3 separate regions of the Homo sapiens genome follow, and all the other regions are linked to region 3. Evidence: chromatin contacts called from ENCODE Hi-C or POLR2A ChIA-PET data. All regions are on one chromosome and are shown on one strand. The core of a region is the stretch at or near the end of the contact, and the rest is flanking DNA. Distances in the headings are between cores, read along the strand shown.

Region 1 (4,468 bases), core at 1,360-3,859, 2.2 Mb before region 3:
GCAAAAATATCATCTCTGCAAGGGGTCACTCCATTTACCACCAGTGTCTCCCACATTAATACCCAAAGCTGGTATACGTTAAAAGAAAAATGTCATAAACTGACGGTGAGCTTTGCAACAATTTTTATGCCATTAACATGTCACTTTATTAAGTTCCTTAGCAATAAGAAAAACTTTTCCCAGGCACGTAGTTTTCGTCCCCCATACAGTTTAGTATTTTGTCCTGTAGGTCGGATTCCAACAACTCAAACGTCAAAAAAAATAGTAGTTATTTATGAATTTAATGATTGCGATTACATACATCTCAGTGCAGGATAGGGTTGAAAAAAAAAATCATATTCCAAACAAGAAAACCTGGATTTAAGAGCAAGAAGCCTAATCACACATCACACGCCTAACTGCTCTCAGGCATACTTTCTTCCTGCAGCCCCTCCCCCACAGGTAAATGCTAACTATTTCTAGAACTCTCAACTATTTGGGAAGCTTGCCATCAACTCCCATGATACCACCCAACCCACACCATGTTTTCGGGGAGACAAAGGTGCCCTACTTCCCCAGACTATAAACTATTAAAATGGTGAGAACATACAATCCCAGGAAGTCGGCATTACTAAAATACATCAATGTAGCATGGGTCTTATTTTAACAAAAATGAAAATGAATCACACTGGAAAACCCAAACAGTCACTCATTGTATCTTCAACGTGTAATCGAAATTATTTATTCCAAGTTATTTCAGGTAAGTAGATGAACACACCACGAGGGCCTTATTATCCAAACTGGTGAAGAAGCCTTTAGGAAAAACGGAGGGGGAAGATCACTTAATTATATGAGGTGGGGGGTAGAGCAACCATTCAGTCTTAAAATTCAAACTAAAAATAACCTGGCATTTTCACCCCCCACATTTTATTAACAAGCTTGTTTAGATCAGCATACGGTTCCTGTTTGGAAAACAAGAAAGTGAATAGTAAACTTTCCTAAGTCAACTGTAAATCACATAGGTACTAAAACTCTTCACCCCTGGTGCCTGCACAGTCCAAGATTTCAAGTAAACTCCAGACACTGAGAACACCTAATTTTTAACTAGTTTCCAACATTTCTCATTTGTAATCACCAAATTATCTTAGAGACACTTAGATAACCTAACAAAGAGAGCATTTTTTAAAAGCCACAACCCAAATTTTACATGAAATACACCATTTTCACAACCTAAATTTAATCCCGGTTGCCACTGCGAAGTGATGCCTGTTTCAGCAAATTAAGAACTTCCAAAAATACTGAACACGTTAACACATGCATGGCTTCCCTCGAGCTGCCATTTAAGATTAATATTCCACTTAAATAAAAGTCTGCTTCTGTTCAAAAAATTAAATCGGTTGCAAAGAGGAAGTTACCGAGAAACCACCCTCACAACGTGGCCTTTACACTGTCAGAAAATAACGTGACTCTGTGCCACCCAAAACTTACCAGGAAGCTGGCAATAACTTTGCCAATTCTACACTCCTGAACCCAACTTCAAAGAGCCTCCACCAAATACCTCCTTAAGACGATAAAAAGCACTAAGTTACAAATAAACACGTCCCGGAGCAAGGCCCGGCTGCCGCGCGCCCCTCCCCCGGCCGGCGCCCCCGCCCCGGACGCGCGGCCCCAACAGCCGCCCGCAGCCCCCAGCACGCCGGCCGGGGTCGCCGCGCCCGGGCCGGGGACGCGCCCGGGGAGGGGAGATTTCCATTGCCGCCCGAGGTTTCACAAAATAGCATGCACCGAAAAGCTCCTTCTCCTCTGCTAAAAATAGGCTATAAAGGAGTCGGCCTCATGATGGCTCCTTGATTCAATTTGCTGCAAATCCTTTCCTGAAAGCCTCCCCCCCCAAACACACACGCACAAAAAGGGGGTGTAAATGCACGAAGGGAGGAAGAGGGGGAGAAGGCCGAGGTGCACATTTTCGGGGACAACATAATTAGGGTGAGGATCCCCCGAGACCGGGAAAGGGTAGGGGGGTGGGCAGGCACGTGAGCATTTCAAAGAAACCTGAGAGAGGAAAACGGGGGGATGGGGGCGCCCCAAGTGCCCTCCCTGCCTTCCCTTCCCCCACGCAAGCCCAGTTCCCCCAAGGGCCAAGTTGAAAAATGCATGTTCCACTCGCGCCCATCCCCCCGCGGCCCAGCGCCCCCGGCCGCCTCTGGCCCGCGCCCCCCGCCCAGGCCCCCGGCCGCCCCCACTCCAGGGTCCGGCCCCCAGCGCTTACCTGGAAACGGTGGCCTCCAACGCCGCTCCCCCCTCCCGGGAATGGAGGCACAAGGAAATTCCCCTCCTCGCCGCCGCCGCCACCGCCTCCAACCACCCCCAAAATAACCCCTCCGGGGGGTGAGAGGCAATTATAACCCCAGCGAGCGGAGGGCGCGGGGGATGGGCGCCGGGCGGGCGGGGGCGGGGAGCGCGGCGCGGGTCCCCAGGTGGCGAGCGGAGGTGCTCCCGCCGCGGGGGGAGGGGCGGGGGCGCACGCGGCCGGCGGCGGGGGGAGGCGGCGCGCGGGGGAAGGGCGCGAGCGGGGAGAGGAATTGAGGCAGAAGGTAAAAGCTGTTACTAAGGGAAAGAGCCAAACGGTTCGGAGCAGCCAACGGCTCAGACACTCAACACTGGGGAGAGAGGAATGGGGACCAGCCAGGCACAAATGAGCTCGCGAGGCCCGCGGCGGCGGCGGCGGCGGCGGCCGCGCAGCAAAACAAACCCGAGCGGCCTGCGCCGGGCGGGCGGGCGAGCGGGCGGGCGGGCGCGCGGGGGAGGGGCCGGCGGGGGAGGGGCGCCGCGGACGCCGGGAGGCGGCGGCGGCGCGGCGGGGGGGCTCCAGCGGCCGCGCTCCTCTCCTTCCCGGCCCGCTCTGGCGGCACTGGGGGCTGGGCTGTGCGGCGCATTCTTTTAAAAATCAGGCGAGCCCCGCGGGCACTCGAAGGCGCCTCGGGGCCCCGGGCCGCCCGCCCCGCCCCCACCGCCGCGGGCCGGCCTGGGTGTGCTCGGGTGTGGGCCGCTGGGCCCGAGACGGGTGGGGGCGGGGAGGCCCGCGCGGTGGCCGGGGTGGAGCCGCCGGCGAAGTTTCCCCAAGGACGCCGCGGGCTCCCGCGTGTCCGGGGGGCGGCCCGGCGGCGTTGGGGGCTGGGCGCACACGCGGCGGGCATGTGGGGGAGTGCGGCGCGGCATCATATGGACATTTGTTTGTGAAAATCTCTGTGAACACCTTTGTGTGCGTAAATACATATGGTTCTCCGAAGCGTACCTGGAAAGGTGCTTTATCTGTAATAAGCGACTTTCAAAATGTGATCCAGAGCACGGGATCTGGAGAGAAAACACGCACACAAGAAAAGGTTTTTGATACTAAACACAAAGCTGTAATTGAAGTATTTATGCCCAAATGTACTGTGAATCAAGCATATGGTGGTATTTATCATCTGGTGGGTCTGTTTGAAAGGTTTGCTCGATCAGTTCTTATTTCACAAAAATAAAATAATGTAACTAAATGTTTACTAAATATATACCTGCACAGTGGCATCCACAGTAGAAGTTTATCCACTTTGTGTACTTTTTGCATGTGTGAAGCACAGCAAGGCGGTTTATAAAGTATAACTTAGATGAGTGATAATGTGGCAGTATGGTTGAGGGAGGGTTGTTTTTAAAGAAGGGAGGCACCTCACAGGTTTTAAAGCAAATGGGGTGGTAATCTTTCTAAGACTTTCAGAAAGATGGGGTAGGGTGCTTTTTAGAGCTTTGTATAAGCTCAGGACTGGAGAAGCAGCCACCCTTTTACATTAAGATACGACTTGAAACCTTTTTGTTATTTCGCTTATTACTGCCTTCAAAGCAAAATAATGTTTGCAGCTTTCTTAAAGGTGAAGGGTTCTGTTTTCCTACTTTCATCAGAATATTTGAAAATAGATGTAGTGATCACTTTAAAGCAACCATCATTTCCTCTCAATATCAGAAACCTGAAGTTTTGCGACACACACACACACACACACACACACACACACACACACACACTACTCGTAACTTGCACCAGTCTGGACTCCTGGTGGCCTAATAAGTTCAGTAATTAGACAGGTGCTTTCTTGGCCAAGGTCAATGTCTCTTTCCCCCCTGAGCCCTTGCTTGGGGGAGCTGCCAGAGGCCTTTCCTGAATGACCTAGTGGGGCAGGGAGCAGGAAAACCATCAGAGGAAAGGGAGTGGGATTGGAAACTCCCTTCCAACCACCAGAGAGTTCAAAGCATATTAGTGGTGTGTCCTTAGAGCTATTTTCATGTATGAAAGTGGGAATGTTGGATTAAACAATGTCACCCGATGGGAATTTAGATAACTGCAGGTTTCCAAAACACTATGCAGAGTGTACAGGGAAACCGCACAAAGCAAGTTTTGCATTTCAATAGGATTCTAAAGCTGAGGCTTGTTTACCTCAGAACTAACACCTTTCAGAAG
Region 2 (4,412 bases), core at 1,567-4,066, 2.3 Mb after region 3:
TCAGACCTATTGCTAGACTCCCCCCCTCAAAAAAAGGCTCTTATTATTAAAGGTTAGGTAAAATAGACTGAAGTTAATTAATTCATTAGTAACTCTGAGCCAATTACTGAAGCCTTCTCTTATTTATATACTTGTTAACAAGACAGAAATAAGAAAGGCCAATTACAGGCTCATGTCCTTCAGAAGTTCAGCAAACCCAGAGCTTATGCATTTATTGACATCACTTCAAAAAATTCAGTTTATATATCATATGTGTGAAATTTCTTTTTAAAAAATTGTTAGTTAACACTCTATTCTATCCCTTCCATTAATAAATTTTAGAGGTGTTTTTCTGCCATCTAGATATCATAAATATATCTAATGTTACTACATCCTCCTAAAATCTTTCTAGGGAGTACTGCTTAGCCTTAGAGCAATTACAGGAATAAATTTGGCATATTTTCTGATTTTCATTATTCTCCTCTTGTCTAAACTATTAAGGTTTTAATTCTTGAAATGGGACAATTCATTAGCAGATCTCACAACTGTAGTCACTTGACATATGTTTTACTTTTTTTAATTGAATATACCAAAGATTTACAACATGTGGAAAGGAAGGTTTTTTTATATTTTTCTTCATGACCAGTATAAAAAATTCTAATTGTCTCATGCACACAAACTACCTGCCCAATACATACTACAACTGTGACTTCCCCTTCCCTGCCTCACAAATATTTTGTTAATTTCACAGGAGTTAGGAAGAAAGGGGATGGACACTTAACCAGTTTTCTATCTATTGATACTGTCTCCATATGTTGATGTCAGCATGAGGCCACAAATCAGTGAAGAGTCACTTGATGCTAATGTTTCAGTAAATTAATTGGTTGTTTGAATTAAAACCCATTTGAGTTTTTTTTTTTAAACTTTTGAAATATGATATGGATTTGGGTTATCATAGTACAGTGATGCCAAAGTAATGTCACAGTTACTGCTACCTAACTTTTAGTTTTTTCCTCAGTCCTAGGTATATTAAAATTTAATCAGTTATTTCATTTCATAATAATGGCAATCACAGCATCATCGAGCAAGAAAAGTCTCACCAGATTATTTGATAATAATATCAATATTTGATAATGTCCTTGATTCTTGGAAAACTAATGGAAAAATAGTTGTCTACCTAATACAGGAAGCCGTTCTTAATACCTCTTATAGCAATGTAAACACTTTCTTGCCCCAGAATTCTCATGCTGTCTTATTTATAACTATTTTATAGAACTTTTCACTTTCTACTATGCATTATAGTAACTTTCTCTGCTGAATTATTAGCAAATTGAAGGCAGTAACTGTGTTTTATGTACTTTGTAGCCCCAGAATTTTAGCCCAATGCCTGCAAATAGTAAGCTCTCAATCAGCATATGTCAAATGAATTAGGGATGAGGAGTCCTAATCTCTCTTTAACTTCAGCGTCTAACCTCCCTCACTACTTTGGCTAACTAAAGAATCTCTTGCTTGAAATCGGTTAATGTATCTTAATTTTCTGTGGTAACTACAATACATTGGTAACAGATGTTCCATTATTAATGCATTATGTAGGCTTCTTTGCTCCAAGATTTAAAATCTGTATTAATTTTTCCTCAGATGAGCTGTTTTTCATTCCTTTAATTACTATATAGCTATATTTTTAATTTCTTATGGCTTTACCGACCTCAGGTCTGTGACTTTGGGCCAAGACCACACAGGCCCTTGTTACTCTTCCCACTCCCATGTGTGGCACAGTCTCTGTATTTTCAGAAACACCTATGAGAATCGGAAATTAGCTTTCCTGGACTCCTTCACTCCTTAGGGCTTTTACCCACCAACTCTTCATGCTCCTGCTTCAGTGAGGCTAGTTTTCCTTCAGCTAACTTTTGTATATTATCCCTGCCTTTCTTTCTTTTTACTTCCTTTTTCTTTCTTCCTTTCTTCTGTCTCTTTTCTTTCTATTTGTTTTTTAAAATAATATATTTTATAGCCATGTCTCCTAATAGCAGTGCTTTATATATTTATAATGAGTTCCCTGTGTAGAAGCTTTTGTCACAGATAACTTCTCACTTGATTCTTACAGGCCAAGTTCTATGCAGATGAGGAAACTAAATTCAGAGAGGTTAAGTGACTTGCCCAAGGTCACACAGCTAGGTTACAATTTCAGTTTTTACATTTTTAACTTGTTGGCCTCCTTATGAAAATGAAACACAGAAGAGTTCCTTTTCTTAGTTAAGTCTTATCTTTTGTGTAAGGAAAATACCTAATGTAGACCCCCAAAAGCTACATTTGTAGCCAGGTGAATATTTTTCCAGTAATTATATAGATCATTATAAAAAGAAAATGTAGCCTAGTCTAGTGCTTCTGCAACTTCAATGTGCATATAGGATCCTGTGAAAATGCAGATTTTGATTCAGTAGGTCTGTAGTCCTCATGAGCTCCCCGGGGAGCCAAAGCCACCAGTCCATAGGCCTTACTTGGAGTAGTTAGGTCCAATGCACAGAGTAGGGCTTTAGAGCCAGAGATGCTTGATTCACATCGTAGCGCTTCTGTTTACTAACCGTGATCTTGGGCAAGCTCCTTCACCTCTCTGAGCCTGTTTCTTCATTCTTAAAATGAGAATAATAATATATATCTTACTCGCTGAAAGCCAAGCTGGCTTGCAGGGAATTGACTTTTAGTGACTTGGCCTGCTTCCACTACACACTACTACCAGATTAATCTTCCTAAAGCCTCTTTCACTCAGAACTTTCCAGTGAGCCCCATGGCCTGGTGAATTACATACACACTCCTCTTCCCCTTGAGCCTCAAATGTCTGATGTAATAGTCACAAGTCATATTTCTAGCTTGATCTCTTCCTACTTCCTACTGACACTCATGTGTTACTAACACAGAGATTTCCTGTTTCATCTCTCTGATTCACTTTTGTCCTACCCAACCCTTCATCATATCCATAAAAATCTCACCCTTCCATTAAGTCCCTTCTTTCATCCAGGCTCTGGCTGGAAGCATTCTCCCTATTGTCTACCCTCTATTGCTCCCCAAAACTCCCACACATATCGAGTTAGGTCTCACTGGTATTTGAATTTTTCTAACAGTGTGTTTATATCTCTGGACAGTTTCTTTACATTTTTATCTTATATTCTAGTATTTCTATAATGGTGTCTAAGTTCCATGAGGATGTGGATCCGATATCGTTCAGATAGCACAGTGGCAAGAACTCAGCCCTGAGGCCCACAGACCTGAGCATGTACCTCAGGTCAGCTCTGCCATTTGCCAGCTTGTTTGCCTTAGACAGGTCTCCTAAACCATCTGAGCAAAAAGTAGGTGCCAGTAATACCTAACTTGCAGTTACTAGGAAGAAATTTTGTATTAAAAATACTTTACATGGTATCCAACGCACAGGAAGGGCTCCTGTCAGCGAAACTGAATGAATTAGAACTGACTGTTTAATCCCAACACAACTCAGACATTCATTCTAGTTGTGTTAACACTGGATTCAAGCCCAGACTTCCAGTTTGTATGAGTATTTTAACATTTTCTTTTCCGGTTATGTTTATGTCAGTATTAAGTCTTATCAGAATATTCCATATTCTGCCTCTTGAAATCAAAGCACATTTGTTGATCTAGCTCCAATAGGTATAACTTAAATGTGATGATGAAAAGGTAACATAGTGTGCTTTTATTTTAAAGCATGTAGTTTATAGTTAAACCTAGGTTTGAATCTAAACCTAGTGGTTGCCTTAACCTCTCCAAGCTATGGTAATATCTAAGTTGAATTTGGGATTTTTTTTAACTTTTTTTACTCTTAAAAATAATTAGAGGAAGAATATATGAAATAGAAAAATATTTATAGAAACAAGTAGCATATTAGTTCTACAGCCCAAAACACTAATAATATTATAATATTATCATGGATGAGGGGGATAACTCTAAACACCCCAAATAGCCCCCCTTTTGTAAGTTGAATTTACATATATTTATCCTAGAGAATTTAAGTATTCTGTTTATTTCAGTAATTGGTAAGGAGCAGTACATTTTTTTAAACTTCCTATCAGCTAATTTCAAAAAGAACTATATTTAATAAGCTATATCATCATTTAGTTTAACTTTTTGGAGAACAAAATTAAACGATTTTAAAAGTAGAAGTTAAATGATGCCAGTGTAATCAAAGTTGACTCAATGCTTAGACACAGTGTAAGAGATGAATCAAAGTTGCATCTGAACTTAGGGCAACAGAACCAAAGTCACAGCTATAGTCAGTATGTTGTTTTGTTGATGTGGGTAAAGAGGGTTTTCAAAAGAAAAATAGAAAATGGGGCAAACCTTGTTTTAATCAGGGAGTATATGGAAAGAAAATTAAATGCCTATATTAAAACCTATTCTTTCATACTACCAATAACATTTTTCCT
Region 3 (5,062 bases), core at 72-2,571:
AGACCGATAAACTGGCTCATCTGACCTAGTGTCCCCCAACCCAGGAACTGACTCGTGCAGAAAGACAGCTTCCACTCCCTGCGATTTCATCCCTGACCAATCAGCACTCCTGGCTCAGTGGCCTCCCCCAACCCACCAAATTGTCCTTAAAAATTCTGCTCCCCAGTGCTGCTCGGGGAGACTGATTTCAGTAATAATAAAACTCCAGTCTCCCATACAGCCGGCTTTGCGTGACTAAGTCTTTATTTGCAATCCCCCTGTCTTGTATCAGTTCTGGCTAGTCAGCGGGCAAGGTGAAGGCTTTCCTTGGGCGGTTACCATCCGAAGCTTTAATTTTAAGTATAATGGCAAGCTGTTGGAAAGCTTTTTTTTTTTTTTTTTTTTTTTTTTTTTTTTTTTTGAGATGGAGTCTGGCTCTGTCGCCCAGGCTGGAGTGCAGTGGCGCGATCTCGGCTCACTGTAACCTCCGCCTCCCGGGTTCAAGCAATTCTCTGCCTCAGGCTCCTGAGTAGCTGGAACTACAGGCGCCCGCCACCACCACGCCCGGCTACTTCTTGTATTTTTAGTAGAGACGGGCGTTCACCGTGTTAGCCAGGATGCTCCCGATCTCCTGACCTTGTGATCCGCCCGCCTCGGCCTCCCAAAGTGCTGGGATTACAGGCGTGAGCCACCCCGCCCGGCCTGGAAAGCTTTTTAAGTTCGGAAAGTAATACGATCTGGATTTCTTTTCTTTTATTTATTTATTTATTTATTTGAAAAAATGTCTCGCTCTCTTGCCCAGGCTGGAGTGCAGTGGCACGATAAATCACAGTTCGCTGCAGCCCCGGGCCCAAACAATCCCCCCGCCTCAGTCTCCGAAGTAGCTGGGACCACAGGTGTGTGCCACCACGCCTCGCTAAGTTTTTAAAATTTTTTTAATTTTTCATTTTTTAATTTTGTAGAGACGGGGAGGAGGAAGAGGGTCGGGGGCGGGGGGGGGGGCGCCTCCCTATGTTGCCCAGCCTAGTCTCGAACTCCTGGGCTTAAGAGATATCCCACCCCTTCGGTCTCCCAAAGTGCTGGGATTATAGGCGTCAGCCACCACCATCATTGGAAGCTAGCTAAGCCTAGGCTGGGCAGATACTTGGACACTTTGAGGGGAGAAGGGAGGGGAAGAAGTTGGAAGGGGGAACGGAAAACCACTCTCCTGGTAGCAGTCTCTGCCCACAACAAACCTTGCCTTCTGCCCTTAAGGAAAATGGCGCCTGGCATAGATGCGCTTCCGGCCACGGAGCCAAACAGAACAGAGGAGGCAAGAGGCCGGAAGTGACCGCCCTTTGCCACTCCCCCTGCCTCCTCTCCGCCTTTAACTTCTCGGGAAGATGAGGCAGTTTGGCATCTGTGGCCGAGTTGCTGTTGCCGGGTGATAGTTGGAGCGGAGACTGTGAGTGCCGGCTGCCTCGACAGCACGTTTGCGACGCTCGGAGTGACCTTCGAGCGACTGGGGACCGGGGGCGGGAGTCGTGCATGCAGCGTTGTGTGACGAGGCGCCGCCCGCCGCGGTCCTGTGGGAAAGGAGAGAGCCAGCTGTCGGGCGAACGGGGCTGGCGGCCGAGTCGAGCCCACGGAGCCCACGAGGCCGTGCTCGGGGGTGGGATTGGGGGATCCGGACCTAGACGGTCGTGCGCGGGGCGGGGGTGGGCTCTGGCCCTGACTCCTGCGCCCGGTGTGGGAAGGTGGGAGGCCTTTTCTAAGGCAGGTGTTCACACCGGCCGGACCGGGGCGTTACCCCCACCCGGCTTTTCCCACGCAGCTCCTTCGCGCGGTCATTTCTTGACTCTCTGGAAGAATCCGCCTTCTTTATGGCCACTGTTCCTTTCCATGTACACACCAGGATTAGACCGTGATTGTTTGTCTTTGGTGTCTTTTTCTTGAGAAACCACCTATGCTTTCTTAAACTTATAGTCCTTGAAGTTTCTGGTACTTTGGCTGGAAGCGTTAATGCCCTCTTGAAGCCTTACCTTTCTAAATGTCAGCCTCACATTGTGATCTTAGAATTTTATTTCCTCACTCTGCATATCCACTCCTACTCACCTAGAGCTTCAGGTTGAGAAACTTAGTAACTTCCTTATTGTGTGTGAATTTGGCTTCGCCTCACTAACCCTGTTCCCTGATGTACTTTAGAGTCACATGCAGTGACAAACTTAGTCACAATTAGTTTCGTCTTCACCAAAGGGAAATTGAGTAGAAATTGCAACCAAGATTTTGGCTAATAGATTTCACTTATTTTAGTGAAATATCATTCAAAAGTCGTCTCTAACTGTCTGACTAGAACACTCCCAAAAAAGAATTACCTAAAAACATTTTGCCAGCATAATTTATTTCATTGGGGAGTTGATGAATGTCACTGGTGTGTCATCAGTTTGCATGTCTATCATCCACTTTAGTTGGTGCTTTTCTAACTTTATCTCCCTCTAGTAGCATAATGGCAGAACCTGTTTCTCCACTGAAGCACTTTGTGCTGGCTAAGAAGGCGATTACTGCAATCTTTGACCAGTTACTGGAGTTTGTTACTGAAGGATCACATTTTGTTGAAGGTTAGTTCTTCTTAAGTTTTTAAAGTAATTACTGTTGAAAATATATAAAAGTGCTTATTCTTTCAACGTTAGTTATTGAACACATGTATAGGGCATTATACTGTATACTATGAGAAGTACCATAATGAATAAAACCCCTTTCTAACCTCCAGAAGGGGAAAATTAAATGGTATTAATAACAACTAAGAACTTTAGTATATTAATAGCTCATTTAATTTTCATCACCACTAGGTGATGAGAAATAGCTATGTTAATAGTTCATTTAATTTTCATCACCACCATCTGTCATTTTAAAGATGAAGAGACGAAGTCAAAGAAAAGTTAAACAGTTTGCCCAAGATCACACAGCTAATAAGTGCCCAGACAAAAAATCAGGCAGTCCACATTTAACCATTATACTTGTCTCCTCCCCAATTTAGCAGTTAAGCCAAGACCTCAGACATATCTCATTCTCTCAAATGAGGCTGAATTGCAGTGGAAAGGGGGAAAAAGGAGTTTCATAACTGTTAAAGGTGATGAGGAATGTCATGTCTTACTAGGGAATACTTCTTTTTTTTTTTTTTGAGACAGAGTCTTGTCTTGTTGCCCAGGCTGGAGTGCAGTGGCATGTTCTTGGCTCACTGCAGCCTCCACTTCCTGGGTTCAAGCGATTCTTCTGCCTCAGCCTCCCAAGTAAATGGGACTACAGTGCACGTGCCACCATGCCTGACTAATTTTTGTGTTTTTAGTAGAGACAGGGTTTCACCATATTGGCCAGGCTGGTCTCGAACTCCTGACCCCATGATCACCTCTCTTGGCCTCCCAAAGTGCTGGGATTACAGGTGTGAGCCACCACACCCGGCCAGGAATCCTTCTTTGGAGATAACTGTTGAAATTTTTTCTGGTTCTTAAGATTATGTACCTCTCGGCCAGGCGCCCTGACTCACACCTGTAATCCCAGCACTTTGGGAGTCCAAGATCGGCAGATTACCTGAGGTTAGGAGTTCAAGACCAGCCTGATCAACATGGTGAAACCCTGTCTGTACTAAAAATACAAAAATTAGCTGGGCCTGGTGGCAGACGCCTGTAATCCTAGCTACTCAGGAGGCTCGAGGAGGGAGAATCGCTTGAACCTGGGAGGCAGAGGTTGCAGTGAACCGAAGTCGCCCACTGCACTCCAGCCTGGGTGACAGAGTGAGACTCCATTTCAAAAAAAAAAAAAGATTATGCACCTCTCAACTATACAATGGAAAGGGAGGGATTCTGTAAATTTTTCCAGCGACAGTGGGGAAACCTTTGGTAGATTGGGAATCAAACTTTTTTTTTCATGTCTCTCCCAACCCTCTCTTACCATATTTTGAGCTCCTTTAGGGCAGGAGCCTGGGATTCATTGTATTCCTAGCACCAGACTTGACACAATTCAATGCTGAATGAGAAAAAAAAAATAGTAGTATAGAATCTTTGTTTCCAATTAGGAAATAATTTGAGCTGGCACAGTTGACTTTTTAAAAATATTTTTTTTTCTAAAAATAATAGGAAGTGAAAATGAAGTTAAATGTGTATTGTACGTGTTATAGATCATGCATCATGCTAGGCACTAGTGAAATGACAGCTTTAGAATCTGAATTCAGTTGTACAGGTTTTAGAACCTCAGTAAAAATGTTGCAAAAAGGAGACAAAGCAAATAAATCAAGAAAAACATACAAGAGCAAAAATAAAATGAAAAGCAAAAATAAATGTAATGATACTTAAACCAGTCTGTCCGTTATTCACCAAATTGCACATATTTTATTAATGCGTTAGAAAAGTATGGTGAGATATGAGAAGCTTAATTGGATGTGCACTGGAGAAGTTTTAAGTGGCAGTGTTTGTCTCTAATTAGGGTCATTCAGATAGCCAGATGAATCTTTTTGTTTTTGTTTTTGTTTTTTTGAGACGATGTCTCACTCTGTCACCCAGGTTGGAGTGCAGTGGCACCATCTCGGCTCACTGCAAACTCTGCCTCCGGATTCAAGTGATTTCCAGCTAATTTTTGTACTTTTAGTAGAGATGGTGTTTTACCATATTGTTCAGGCTGGTCATGAACTCCTGACCTCAAGGGATCTGCCCACTTCGGCCTCCCAAAGTGCTAGGATTATAGGCGTGAGCCCCCACGCCCACATGAATCTTCATGTCTTTACCTTCAAAAAGAGGTGATAAGAATGTAAACATCAGGTTATCTCCTATTCCTGAGTTATAAAAAAAACTGAAAGATTTTTCTATTTTTCAAACCCAGGCTTTTTCAACTACCTCCAGCCATGGAGGAGAGGTGAGGGCTGGGATGTGCGGTTAAACCCTAAACCTGATAAGAGTGAAAGTGGGATACAATCTGATGAGATCGAGTGCATTCAGGGTGGTATGGCTGTAGATAGGATACAACCTGTAATTCTCTTTCTTCTCTGTCTTTGTGTTAAGTGAGCTGTTTCACCTCATCCCTGGGGGAAGCAGATAGAACGTGGTAAAGTAGC

The links. A loop is a pair of places that touch in the nucleus more often than their neighbours do. ChIA-PET counts read pairs that join two places held with the same protein, here RNA polymerase II (POLR2A). Pooled maps may share reads with other maps.
Region 1: a loop to region 3 is called in a pooled map, with 9 times the contacts of the local background. The contact joins the promoter of TBL1XR1 here to the promoter of MFN1 in region 3. A Hi-C loop is called at or near these places in 6 of 50 pooled maps.
Region 2: a loop to region 3 is called in a map of endothelial cell of umbilical vein, with 8 times the contacts of the local background. The contact joins the enhancer-like site here to the promoter of MFN1 in region 3. A Hi-C loop is called at or near these places in 1 of 168 maps with a recorded cell type or tissue (endothelial cell of umbilical vein) and 1 of 50 pooled maps. POLR2A ChIA-PET finds 5 or more read pairs at or near these places in 1 of 52 experiments (AG04450).

The regions. Positions count from the first base shown.
Region 1 is chr3:177,194,873-177,199,340 of GRCh38, forward strand. It overlaps TBL1XR1 (TBL1X/Y related 1), which reads right to left and starts at 2,610. Exons shown (of 16, transcript NM_024665.7): 1 at 2,249-2,610. RefSeq lists silencers at 1,652-1,701, 2,182-2,281, 2,392-2,581, 2,822-3,201 and enhancers at 2,187-2,696, 2,697-3,204.
Region 2 is chr3:181,626,440-181,630,851 of GRCh38, forward strand. The region is part of intron 5 of SOX2-OT (SOX2 overlapping transcript); the gene reads left to right. Among named protein-coding and RNA genes, the nearest start is that of SOX2, 83 kb to the right of the region's middle. Within about 2 kb of position 2,817, at least 4 of the 41 ENCODE cell types and tissues checked have a DNase peak (open chromatin) inside an H3K27ac peak, as active enhancers do; they include endothelial cell of umbilical vein, where a contact is called at or near this core.
Region 3 is chr3:179,346,388-179,351,449 of GRCh38, forward strand. It overlaps MFN1 (mitofusin 1), which reads left to right and starts at 1,322. Exons shown (of 18, transcript NM_033540.3): 1 at 1,322-1,423; 2 at 2,458-2,576. The coding sequence starts at 2,465. RefSeq lists enhancers at 1,031-1,560, 1,894-2,113 and a silencer at 1,614-1,773.